2 separate regions of the Homo sapiens genome follow, and region 2 is linked to region 1. Evidence: chromatin loops called from intact Hi-C (ENCODE). Cell type or tissue: ascending aorta. All regions are shown on one strand. Each heading gives the region's core, and the rest is flanking DNA. Links, peaks and the distances in the headings are about the cores only. Region 1 overlaps FRMD4A (FERM domain containing 4A). Region 2 overlaps FRMD4A (FERM domain containing 4A).

Evidence for each region. Hi-C counts contacts between places; a loop is a spot of excess contacts. Peaks named below come from ENCODE experiments on the same cell type or tissue, not always from the same donor. Only the 100,000 strongest peaks of a DNase experiment are listed, where the experiment ranks them.
Region 2: it touches region 1 in a loop (2.0-fold over the local background); 4 of 110 quality-filtered maps call a loop at or near these places.

The regions. Positions count from the first base shown.
Region 1 is chr10:13,955,024-13,960,399 of GRCh38, reverse strand. The region is part of intron 2 of FRMD4A (FERM domain containing 4A); the gene reads left to right. Among named protein-coding and RNA genes, the nearest start is that of FRMD4A-AS2, 34 kb to the left of the region's middle. In ascending aorta, for the core only: a CTCF peak has its summit at 3,279 (motif pointing right); a DNase peak (open chromatin) is centred at 3,339; H3K4me3 peaks cover 595 bases; H3K27ac peaks cover 2,317 bases.
Region 2 is chr10:13,875,133-13,880,508 of GRCh38, reverse strand. The region is part of intron 2 of FRMD4A (FERM domain containing 4A); the gene reads left to right. Among named protein-coding and RNA genes, the nearest start is that of FRMD4A-AS2, 110 kb to the left of the region's middle. In ascending aorta, for the core only: no CTCF peak of the experiment used is centred there; a DNase peak (open chromatin) is centred at 2,788; H3K4me3 peaks cover 1,186 bases; H3K27ac peaks cover 4,300 bases.

The sequences.
Region 1 (5,376 bases), core at 252-5,251:
ATCTCGAGATGCCTGAGCTTTCTGTGTCACCTGAGAAATGATGAATAGAGAACAATATTCCTTAACGTCTCAAAAAATTAAAGCGTCTGTTTCCAAAATAAGTGTACGATTGTTACTATTATCATAACTGTGGTGAGTTTCCTTTCAGTTTCCAGGGGAAATTCAATGAAGGCTTTTGACAAACAATTTTGTCAGGAAACAAGCTGCCGCCAAAGATTCCAGGCAGGCAATTGTTGGTGTCTTGGGTAGCAGGTACTTCCTGGGGCTCACAGCAGAGTGAAGTTCACAGAGATAGTGGTTCCTAGAAATCTAAACAGCCCTGTATTCTCTCTTCCCTCTGATCCCGGATCCAAAGGCGGGGGCTGCCCCTCCTACACCATGAGGCTTTGTTTATGCTTCCCAAGGCAAGCATTTTGTGATTTGCCTGTTCTGGGGCAGCCACGGTGCCTTTTCCACGGCATCTACTGGTCTGGGCCAAATAACCTGCGGTTCGTGTTCTCTCTTGGCCAAATAGAGAGCACGAGGATGCCCCCAAGCATTTTCAGAGCGAGGGGAAGTGCCTGTTGATACTCAGCCCTGGGGGGCAAATTGCAGCTGACCCCGTGTTGCAGGGCTCTGATCCAGGAATGGCAGTAGAAGGGCAGCAAGTGCCAGCTCTCACAGTGCTCCCGGGTAGAAACTGAGCACATGCATGAGCTTGGAGTGGCCTCATTTTCACGACTGTGTTATATCTGGTTTGCCTCCCAAGCTCATGAAGCGGGTAAACCCATGAAACAACGAGCTCAGCTGTCATGACACAACCTGGCCATTGTCTAAAACACCCTCCTCTAAAAGGTCTTTGAAGAATAATGAACCTGTCACCTGATGATTACAAATCTAAAAAAAAAAATCACTCACAGCTTTTTTTTTTTTTTTTTTTTTTTTTTTTATGAAACAGTCTTGCTCTGTCACCCGGAGGGGAGTGCAGTGGCACAATCTCAGCTCACTGCAACCTCTGCCTCCCGGGTTCAAACAATTCTTCTCTCTCAGCCTCCCAAGTAGCTGGGGCCAAAGGCACGCGCCACCACGCCTGGCTAATTTTTATATTTTTAGTAGAGATAGGGTTTCACCATATTGGTCAGGCTGGTCTCAAACTCCTGACCTCATGATCTGCCTGCCTTGGCCTCCCAAAGTGCTGAGATTACAAGGTGTGACCCTCCGCACCTAGCCCACTCACAGCTTTTGAATATGGATAGACATTCTCTGATGATCATTGTTGCAGGGAGAGGGGACTTTTACTGAGAAGGGATTCTCATACTTGCAAGTGCCCATTGCTGAGAATCCCAGCCAAGGCTGTCCAATAAAATTCCCATATTTAAGCCATTTCATAGAATAAAATACTCAGAGTGCTGGGGAAAATTGTTAACTTAGTCCAATGTAATCCCTTCTCTTCCATCAAGACTACATCTCAACCATCCAAAGAAACTAGATTGGTTATAATTGTCTAGACTGGTTATAATTGTAAAAAGCAGAATAGCCTGGGCACGGTGGCTCGTGCCTGTAATCCCAGCACTTTGGGAGGCCGAGGCAGGTGGATCACCTGAGGTCAGGAATTCGAGACCAGCCTGACCAACATGGAGAAACCCTATCTCTACTAAAAATATAAAATTAGCCAGGCGTGGGGGTGCATGCCTGTAATCCCAGCTCCTCGGGAGGCTGAGGCAGGAGAATCGCTTAAACCTGGGAGGCGGAGGTTGCCGTGAGCCGAGATCATGCCATTGCACTCCAGCCTGGGCAAGAAGAGCGGGGAAAAAAAAAAAGAAAGAAAGAAAGACACTGGTCGGGTGCGGTGGCTCACGCCTGTAATCCCAGCAGTTTGGGAGGCCGAGGCGGGCGGATCACAAGGTCAAGAGATCAAGACCATCCTGGCTAACACGGTGAAACCCCGTCTCTACTAAAAATACAAAAAATTAGCCAGGCATGGTGGCGGGCACCTGTGGTCCCAGCTACTCAGGAGGCTGAGGCAGGAGAATGGCGTGAACCCGGGAGGCGGAGCTTGCAGTGAGCCGAGATCGCGCCACTGCACTCCAGCCTGGGCGACGAGCGAGACTCCGTCTCCAAAAAAAAAAAAAAAAAAAACAATGGTCATGGCTGTTGTTCACGCGACTGTTTTACATTCCAATCACGCAATCTTTAATGAGTTAGAAGCCAGTTGGTGTGCTGATAACGAGAAAGAAACACAAAAGGATAGGAGACAGTCTTTGCTGCACCTTTCAGAATAGCTAGGTAAATCACTCGCCTAAGTAGGAAAGAGATAACTAGCAATGTACTGCAGTAGCGTATGGGGCCAGGTGAGAAATCCCGACAAGAAATACCACTGGATTTCAGAGGAAGAAGCAAGCTGTGCCGAGAGCAGGATCTAGGGAGGAAGTTGAAGAACAGGCAGGGTTTACATAGGCTCTTAGAGAGGGGAGGGTTTTCAAAAAAAGAAAAAAGGCAAGCAAAGGGAAAGGTGTGGGGAAAGAGCGGTGGGTTCCTAGTCGCCGTATGTAATCAACTTTGTAAGTGGCTTACAGTACAGAGAGAAAGAAAAGGAGTGAGTGAGCGAGTTTTAGGGGCCAGAAAGATACAAGGACACAATAAAGAATAAATGGAATGGAAAACTGAAAATGCAAAAAGGGCTAGCCATTTGTTCAACCCAATGAATTCACATTGCTCGCAGAAATAACACCAAAGATTCCCAGTTGCCAGCTAGATTCTAAATCTTGAGACACTGTGCTTTCTCTAGCGAAGGAGGATTTTTACTCTTCCTCCTTTTTCTCTGGACTCTGTTTATGATAAAGTGCTAATCAAAAAGGAGGGGTATGGCTGAGCGTGGTGGCTCACGTCTATAATCCCAGCACTTTGGGAGGCTGAGGCGGGTGGATCACCTAAGGTCAGAAGTTTGAGACCAGCCTGGTCAACATGGTGAAACCCTGTCTCTACTAAAAATACAAAAAATTAGCCGGGCATGGTGGTGCATGCCTGTAGTCCCAGCTAGACGGGAGGCTGAGGCAAGAGACTTGTTTGAACCCGGGAGGCAGAGATTGCAGTAAGCCCAGATTGCACCACTGCACTCCAGTCTGGGCAGCAAGAGCGAAACTCTGTCTCACAAAAAACAAAAAGGAAGGGTTAGATGCAGAAACATAAACACTGGCACACTGTAACCTCCCTAAGGTCTCTGCCTGTTTGTTGAAAGTTTCAGCTTCAAGGCCGGCTTTGCCTTTCCACACATAGCTCTGCGGAGTCGGAGCCATCCACTAGAAGGCGGGCTGATCTTGTTCTTCATAAACTGTTTGGGTTTCCCCGTGGTTCAGAGCCACTGACGCCTTTCACGACTTTCTAAGCCAATTATTTAGCAAGAATGTTCTGGACAAGCAGACACCCAGTTCTCAGGCCTTGAGAAAGTGCCCAGTGTGGGGGCTGGAGGGAGGATCAGAACAAATGTGGAACTTATTGTGAATCTCAGTTTTCAAAAATGCTCAACGTCTACACTTTCCCCCTTCCCAGGATTTTGCTAAGGGCCAACACCAGGGAGTAGCCCATTTGTTTTGTTTTGTCATCCAACCTCTTGCTGTTTTATGAAATCTTAATGCTGCTGGAAAATTCAAGTCGATTCATTTGAATCTTAGTACTCACTGCTTAATTGTCTAGTAAACTAACAGTTTTCTCTGCCGCTCAGAAAAATACACAGCCATACATCCACAATTATTTTCTTTTCCCTTTGCTAGAAATTTTAGATTAGCATCATGGCGTACACAAGATGAGCCTTGGTGACTTCAGTGTCAGACTGACACAGGTCCATACTCCAACTCCACCATTTACCCGTGCATGGACTTGGCAAGCAACTTTGTTGTCCTGAGCCTCAGTTTTGTCTTCTGTTAAACGGGGTCAAAATCAGTTTCTTCTAGAGATAAAGAACCTACATAAGGCTGGACATAGTGGCTCATGCCTGTAATCCCAGCACTTTGGGAGGCCAAGGCAGGCTGATCACTTGAGGTCAGGAGTTCAAGACCAGCCTGGCCCACATGGCGAAACCCCATCTCTACTAAAAGTACAAAATTAGCCGGGTGTGGTGGCTCATGCCTGCAGTCCCAGCTACCCAGGAGGCGGAGGCACGAGAATCACTTCAACCTGGGAGGCAGAGTTTGCAGTGAGCCAAGAGTGTGCCACTGCACTCCAGCCTGGGTGACAGAGTGAGACTCTGTCTAAAAAAACAAAAGAAAAAAAGAAAAAAAAGAATTCTACCTAAATCACTTAGCACACTGTATAGCACAAACAAGGTGCTCCGTAAATGGTAGTATTTCATTATTAGTATTTTACTCAGTATTGAAGTACTCCTGGGAATCTGCCTTTCTAGGAAGATCCCTTTGCAACAACTGTAGAGATGAATTTGAAAGGGTGTAAAATAAAAGCCACCTGGGTGTTTTTCACATGCATAACCGATTTCAAGCCAAGAATGGGAGAAACTGGAAAATACCGGAATATTCCTCATACATACTGCTTTATGTATTCTAATAATGTCTTTCCCTTTCTCTCAGCATTGACTACTCACAGCCCCACCTTCCTTTTCATTGTGCTTTTCTGGAAGGCTGGTTATCTCCACATATGGAACACAGTTTCTCTTTAGGGCCTTTAATACGCTAGAAATTCCAAAACAAAGTAGACCCCGGCAGGGCACTGGCTCCACGTTGGCAAATAAGCTTGCCATCAGGCGCCACTTCTGGTATTACAATGTGTTTTTCATTAAGGAGGGAACTGTAGCCCCAGACTTCAAGGGTTGGTTTCTAGCCATATGCAAAGGCCTGAGGACTAGTACTGCAGCTCATCTGCAGAAAAGAAATGCCCAGGGCCAGAGGGAATCTCCTCCACCCTGCTGTATTGGTAGTCCATGTAGCCACCAGATACTTCAGTGACTTGGATTAGGAGTACGATGGATCACCCATCATCAAATGGCATTTAAGAGCAGAATTAGGCCAAGCATAGTGGCTAACACCTGTAATCCCAACACTTTGGAAGGCTGAGGCAGGGAGAACACTTTAGGTCAGGAGTTCGAGACCAGCCTGGCCAACATGGCGAAACCCCGTCTCCACTAAAAATACAAAAATTAGCTGGACGTGGTGGTGAGCGCCTGTAGTCCCAGCTACTCTGGAGGCTGAGGTGCAAGAATCGCTTGAACCCGGAAGGCAGAGGCTACAGTGAGCTGAGATTGAGCCACTGCACTCCAGCCTGGGTGACAGAGTGATACTCCGTCTCAAAAAAAAAAAAAGCAGAATTATTAACATGGGGTTGGAAGAGTTGGAAGACTACCTTACCATAGACAATTGAATATGAGGTATGCTTTGTTAGTAGTCTGTG
Region 2 (5,376 bases), core at 164-5,163, 80 kb after region 1:
CATGCAGAAATGGTTTGGGTGCCGTGTGGGTGAGATTGCAAGGTGGGCAGAGTTGGAAGCACATTTGCAAGAATCCAGACAAATGATGACAATGATGATGATGACGGTGATGAAAAGTGTTCAGGTTCTGGATATTCTGAAGACAGAACCAACAGGATTTTCTGAGGGTTCAGTGTGGGATATGTGATAAAGAGAAGAGTCCAGAATTTGGGGCCAAAAGAGCACAAAATGGAGATGACGAGGCAGAGCTACCATTACCTGGGAGGGGAAGCTGTGATCTGGGGAAAAGTGAGATCAGGAATTCCGTCTGGGACTCGCTGAGCTTGGGATGTTTAACAAGGGACCAAGTGAGGTGTGGAGAGGGCAGTTTTGAGCATAATTCTCTACAAACCTGGGTCAGGGGACACCACAGTGGAGACACAGAGTTGAAGCTCACCCATGTACAAACGATGCTTAAAGCACAAAAGACTGCCAACTCCAGGGTTCAGAACTGAGTATGATGACATCTGGGAAAATGCATAAGCACCAAACTTCAAATAATAAGAATATAATGTATGAAAAACAGCCAAGCGTGGTGGCTCACACCTGTAATCCCAGCAACTTGGGAGGCTGAGGTAGGAGAATCGCTTGAGGCCAGGAGTTTGAGAGCAGCCTGGGTCAAATAGTGAGACCCATCTCAAGAAGAAGAAGAAGGAGGAGGAGGAGGAGGAGGAAGGGAGGAGGAGGAGGAAGAAGGGGAAGGAGGGGGAGGGGGAGGGGGGAGAAGGGAGAGGAGGAGGGAGAAGGGAGAAGGGAGGAAGAGGAGGAGCAGGAAAAGGAAGAGAAAGAAGAAGGAGGAGGAAGAGGAAGGAAAGAAAAGAATTCCTCATTGTGTGAAAAGTTCTGTTGAGATGTGCCATTGTACAAATTGAATCCTCAATGTCATGCTCCTGATGGTGTCTTTTTGATAACTTGGAAGAAATGTCTCTCTTTTATTTTATTTTATTTATTTGTGGGGAGATGGGGTATCACCCTGCTGCCCAGGATGGAGTACAATGGTGCCATCATGGCTCACTGCAGACTCAAACTCCTGGGCTCAAGTGATTCTCCCACCTCAGCCTCCTGAGTACCAGGGACTACAGGCCCATGTCTCCATGCCTGGCTACGTTTTTTAAAAGATTTTTTTTGTTTGTTTTTGAGAGATGGGGTCTTGCTGTGTTGCCTAGGCTGGTTTTGAACTCCAGGCCAAAGCACTGGGATTACCACCACACCCGGCTAATTTTTGTATTTTTTTTTAGAGATGGGGTCTCACTGTGTTGCCCAGGCTGGTCTCAAACTCTTGGCTTCAAGCAATCCTCCAGCCTTGGCCTCACAAAGTGCTAAATCTCATATTTAAATAGATTTATTAATATATCATTGACATACAATAAACTATGCTTATTTAAAATATACTGTTGGATATGTCTTGATATGTGACTATACCTGGGAAACCATCACCACAATCAGGAATTGTAACTCTGTACTTTTATACTTTTAGTCAATCATTTGTGTGATGCTCAGGACTAGACATGAGGAAGGATATAAAATGTCATCACTGTCCCTGCCTCATCTGTCTGTCCTGATTTAAAATTCTGGCTTTCCAATACTATTATCTAGTCACAGACTCATTTCCAGGTTCCTTCCTTCCTTCCTTCCTTCCTTCCTTCCCTCCCTCCCTCTCTCTTTCTCTCCTTCTCTCTTTCTCTCTCTCTCTCTCTTTCTTTTCTTTCTATGTTTTGTGATGGAGTCTCGCTGTGTCGCCCAGGCTGGAGTGCAGTAGCGTGATCTCGGCTCACTGCAACCTCCGCCTCCCGGGTTCAAGTGATTCTTCTGCCTCAGCCTCCCGAGTAGCTGGGATTACAGGTGCTCACCAGCATGCCTGGCTAATTTTTGTATTTTTAGTAGAGACAACGTTTTGCCATGTTAGCCAGGCTGGTTTCAAACTCCTAACCTCAGGTGATCTGCCCGCCTCGGCCTCCCAAAGTGCTGGGATTACAGGTGTGAGCCACCATGCCTGGCTTTATTTCCAGGTCTTTTCTGAAGGTTTTGCTAAAAATACACTGCACTTTGGTTATCAAAGGGTTTGGTGTGACATGGTGAGCTGCTTGCAGCAGTGTCACTGGTTAAACCAGGAAAGTGCAAAGATCAGGAGCCCAGCCAGCTTTTAAGCAGCTCAGATCCAGGCAAAAACATCTCTCTCCTTCCTTCTTTCATGGAAACAGCCCAAACACTAGGCTCTATTTCAGCTTTTTTTTTTTTTTTTTTTTTGCTACAAGTAGTCAACACAGTAATTACCTCCTGCTGAAAGCTTTGAGAAATTGTTCTGTGTCCAATTAGAATTTTTGATTTGACTAACAGATACAACATAACATCTTTATTTCTGTAACTGCTCACTAATGATATGCACCCTGGATATATTTAGACTCTCGTTTGCCGGGGCCATTGCACTGTAAGGTGCTACGTTACTGTCTGTGACAGCATTTCCACCAAGAGGCTTGATGAGGATGGGGGTGGGGAGACTTTTGGGTTTGGGAGTCCTCTCCCTCGCTCTTTCCACCCCTCTCAGGCCTGACCTTCCATGCCCAGGCTTACATGGGGAGCAGCTCTAGGACTTATCCCCTCCTGGGAGCTCCTGACACTGGACCAGGCGCCCAGGGGCAGATCTCCATGAAGTGTCTGGGATGGTTCATGGGGCAGCCAGCCAGTGTCAAAACCTCCCCCAGGAAGAATGGAAGGAGGGATCTGCCAGCACAGCTCATGCAAGACCAAGAAGTCCCTGCCAGCGACATTCCAGCAGAACCCTTTCCAAAGTACTTGGTTATGTAAACAGAAAGGCGGTAGCCTCTAGCCCAGATGGACTGCTCCGTGTGGATGTCAAAGTCACTGTGGAAACTTCCCCCTATGGAAGCACTACGGGTCCCCAAGCTCTCCCTGCAGCTCTGTATTGGAATGGGGAGGGTTGGGGACTTCTTTTTGACCTCATGGAACTGGGACCTCCGTGTAGGACTGGTGGTTCTCTAGTTCTCGAGCGTCCCTGTTTCTCAGATGTGTCTTGCTCCGATGCCACTAGAGGTTTGATCTGATTTAAGGGTGTCACTGGAGTCAGCTGTCGGTGTGGAGTGCTTCCTGCTAAACGTGGCAGGACTTGGCATCTGAGCATGTGGACCTTGGATTTAGGCACTTAGTACAGGAGTGCTTTGTATCCAACACAGGTTTAGCAAAGCAGGTGGCCTGGCAGGACATACTAACCTCATAGGTGGCCATTTTCCTACTGTATGTCAAGAGCCACCAAAGACCCAAGGGTGGAATTTGGAAAACTTGCAGGTGGTCTAGAATACTATTTTCTGCTCCACACCTCCCTGGGAGGCAATGGAGATTATGACTATAGTAGTATACAAAGAAGATTGTTTATGACAAGGAGAGCCCATTCCCCAACTCTTATCTATGTGGCTTCACCCATCACTGAGGGCAGATCCACATTGATTCTGCTTGTCACATAGGTATGTGAATGACAAATAATGCATGTGTTCCTGAGACTGGCTTTTGGGGCATATTTCTACAGAATAGGCAAATTAAAACATATTTCACTGAATGCAAATTAATTTATATAGTACCTATATTACATAATTGCCCTTGAAATTATATATATAAAGATATATGCTATTTAAATATATATTTATTATTCATATAAAATATTTATTGTGTGCCTATTATGGCAGTCACATCATTCTATTTTAATCACACGTATTATTGTTTTAGTATCAATAAAATGTTTACAACTGTGAAAACTTATTGTATAATAAGACCCATAGTTGTAAATAATACTGTGTCTCCTTCCATTGATCACAACATAAGCAAAATTTTTTTAAAATTTCATTTAAAACGACAGATTAAACTGGACACTGAAACAAAGTAGGCAAATTCATGTTACCAGAAAGTGTTATTAAGGTTCTTGGTTACTGAGCACGTGAATTCTCTACCAAACCAGCAACAGATGCCGGTAACTCTTCTGCACAGAATTACATTTTAAATAGGGGATGTTCGACCACACATTTATATGAGAAAAATTGGTAGCATCAAAAAGTAGAAAAATGCGTTTGTGCCTATCAGTCTGTACTAAAATTTTTGTAAGCTTTCTGAAGCACTGAGTGAACGTTGTAAAAATTTGTTTCACCAAACCACATGTAATATTGTACCAAGGAAACATCACAAGTAAATACATCAGCTATCAGAATGAATATATTTTCTTGGAACTCTTTGTTTCTAGCTGTGCCTATATATCCATGCCTTATACATCACAACTTATTGGAGAGGAAGGGAAGGGATCTTAGAGTCCGTCTGTCCCTGAGTTCTGTAATCCTTTCTACAACTTCCCTTGCTAAAGTCTCTGGTCCCTTCCTGATGATTTGCAGTGATAACGGGGCAACCCATTCCATTTTGAGCAATGATGCTTGTTCAAAAGTTCTTCCTTCCATTGAATCCGAATGTATCTTCTGGAATTTCCCCTCATTGGGTCTATTTTTTGCCCACCAAAGCAAAGTTAACCCACCTTCACTTTATACACATCAGATTAGCAAGTTCCCCCGAACCCCCATTTGGGTAAGCCCAGGACAGTCCTAGTTTATACCTGTTCTCTCTATATAATCAATAATAGCCTCCCTTTTGCCTCACAAGTATCTGGTATGGCCAGTAGGTTGTATGGTCACGCTACCACTAGAGCTTGTGATATGTAGGCCACCGATGCAGCTTTTCCCTCAGTCCTGGGAAGTACTGGTTTCTGGACCTTCACCCGGTCTAGTTATCCTTCTTTGGTCTCTCTCCCATTTCTTTCATTTTCTTGTATAAAATATGGTACCCACAATTGAATACAGATTTCCAGAAGCAGTTTAACCACAGTAGAATGCAGGGCACCTCTTAATTCCCTTATTCCGATGCTGGGCTTCTAGCACGTGCGTGAAGAGTACGACACAAAACTGTAAACAATATGACCCCAACTTTGACATTTGAAGCTACCATCCGAACCTCTTTGCCCTCTGTAAATCTGATATGCATGCCTGCTATGTCCCTTTACAAATCACTGGGGGGAAATACATGGATTGAGGAAGACAAGTTCTACTTTAATATCACTTTGCAGTTTTCCAAGTGCTTGTGGATCTTGCTGTTGCAGCCCTGTCTCCAGACTCCCCTCATTTTGGCCTCATGATGAAATTGACTTGAAAACAGTGCTCAGTGGCTATTTCCTATTTCAAGCGATTTAGCCATCCTCACTCAGACGATTAGCTCCCCCTTCTTTGTTTTCATAAAGACGGTGTCCAGCTGTATTTCTCACTGCTTCCTTCTCATCCGCCACGGTGTCCT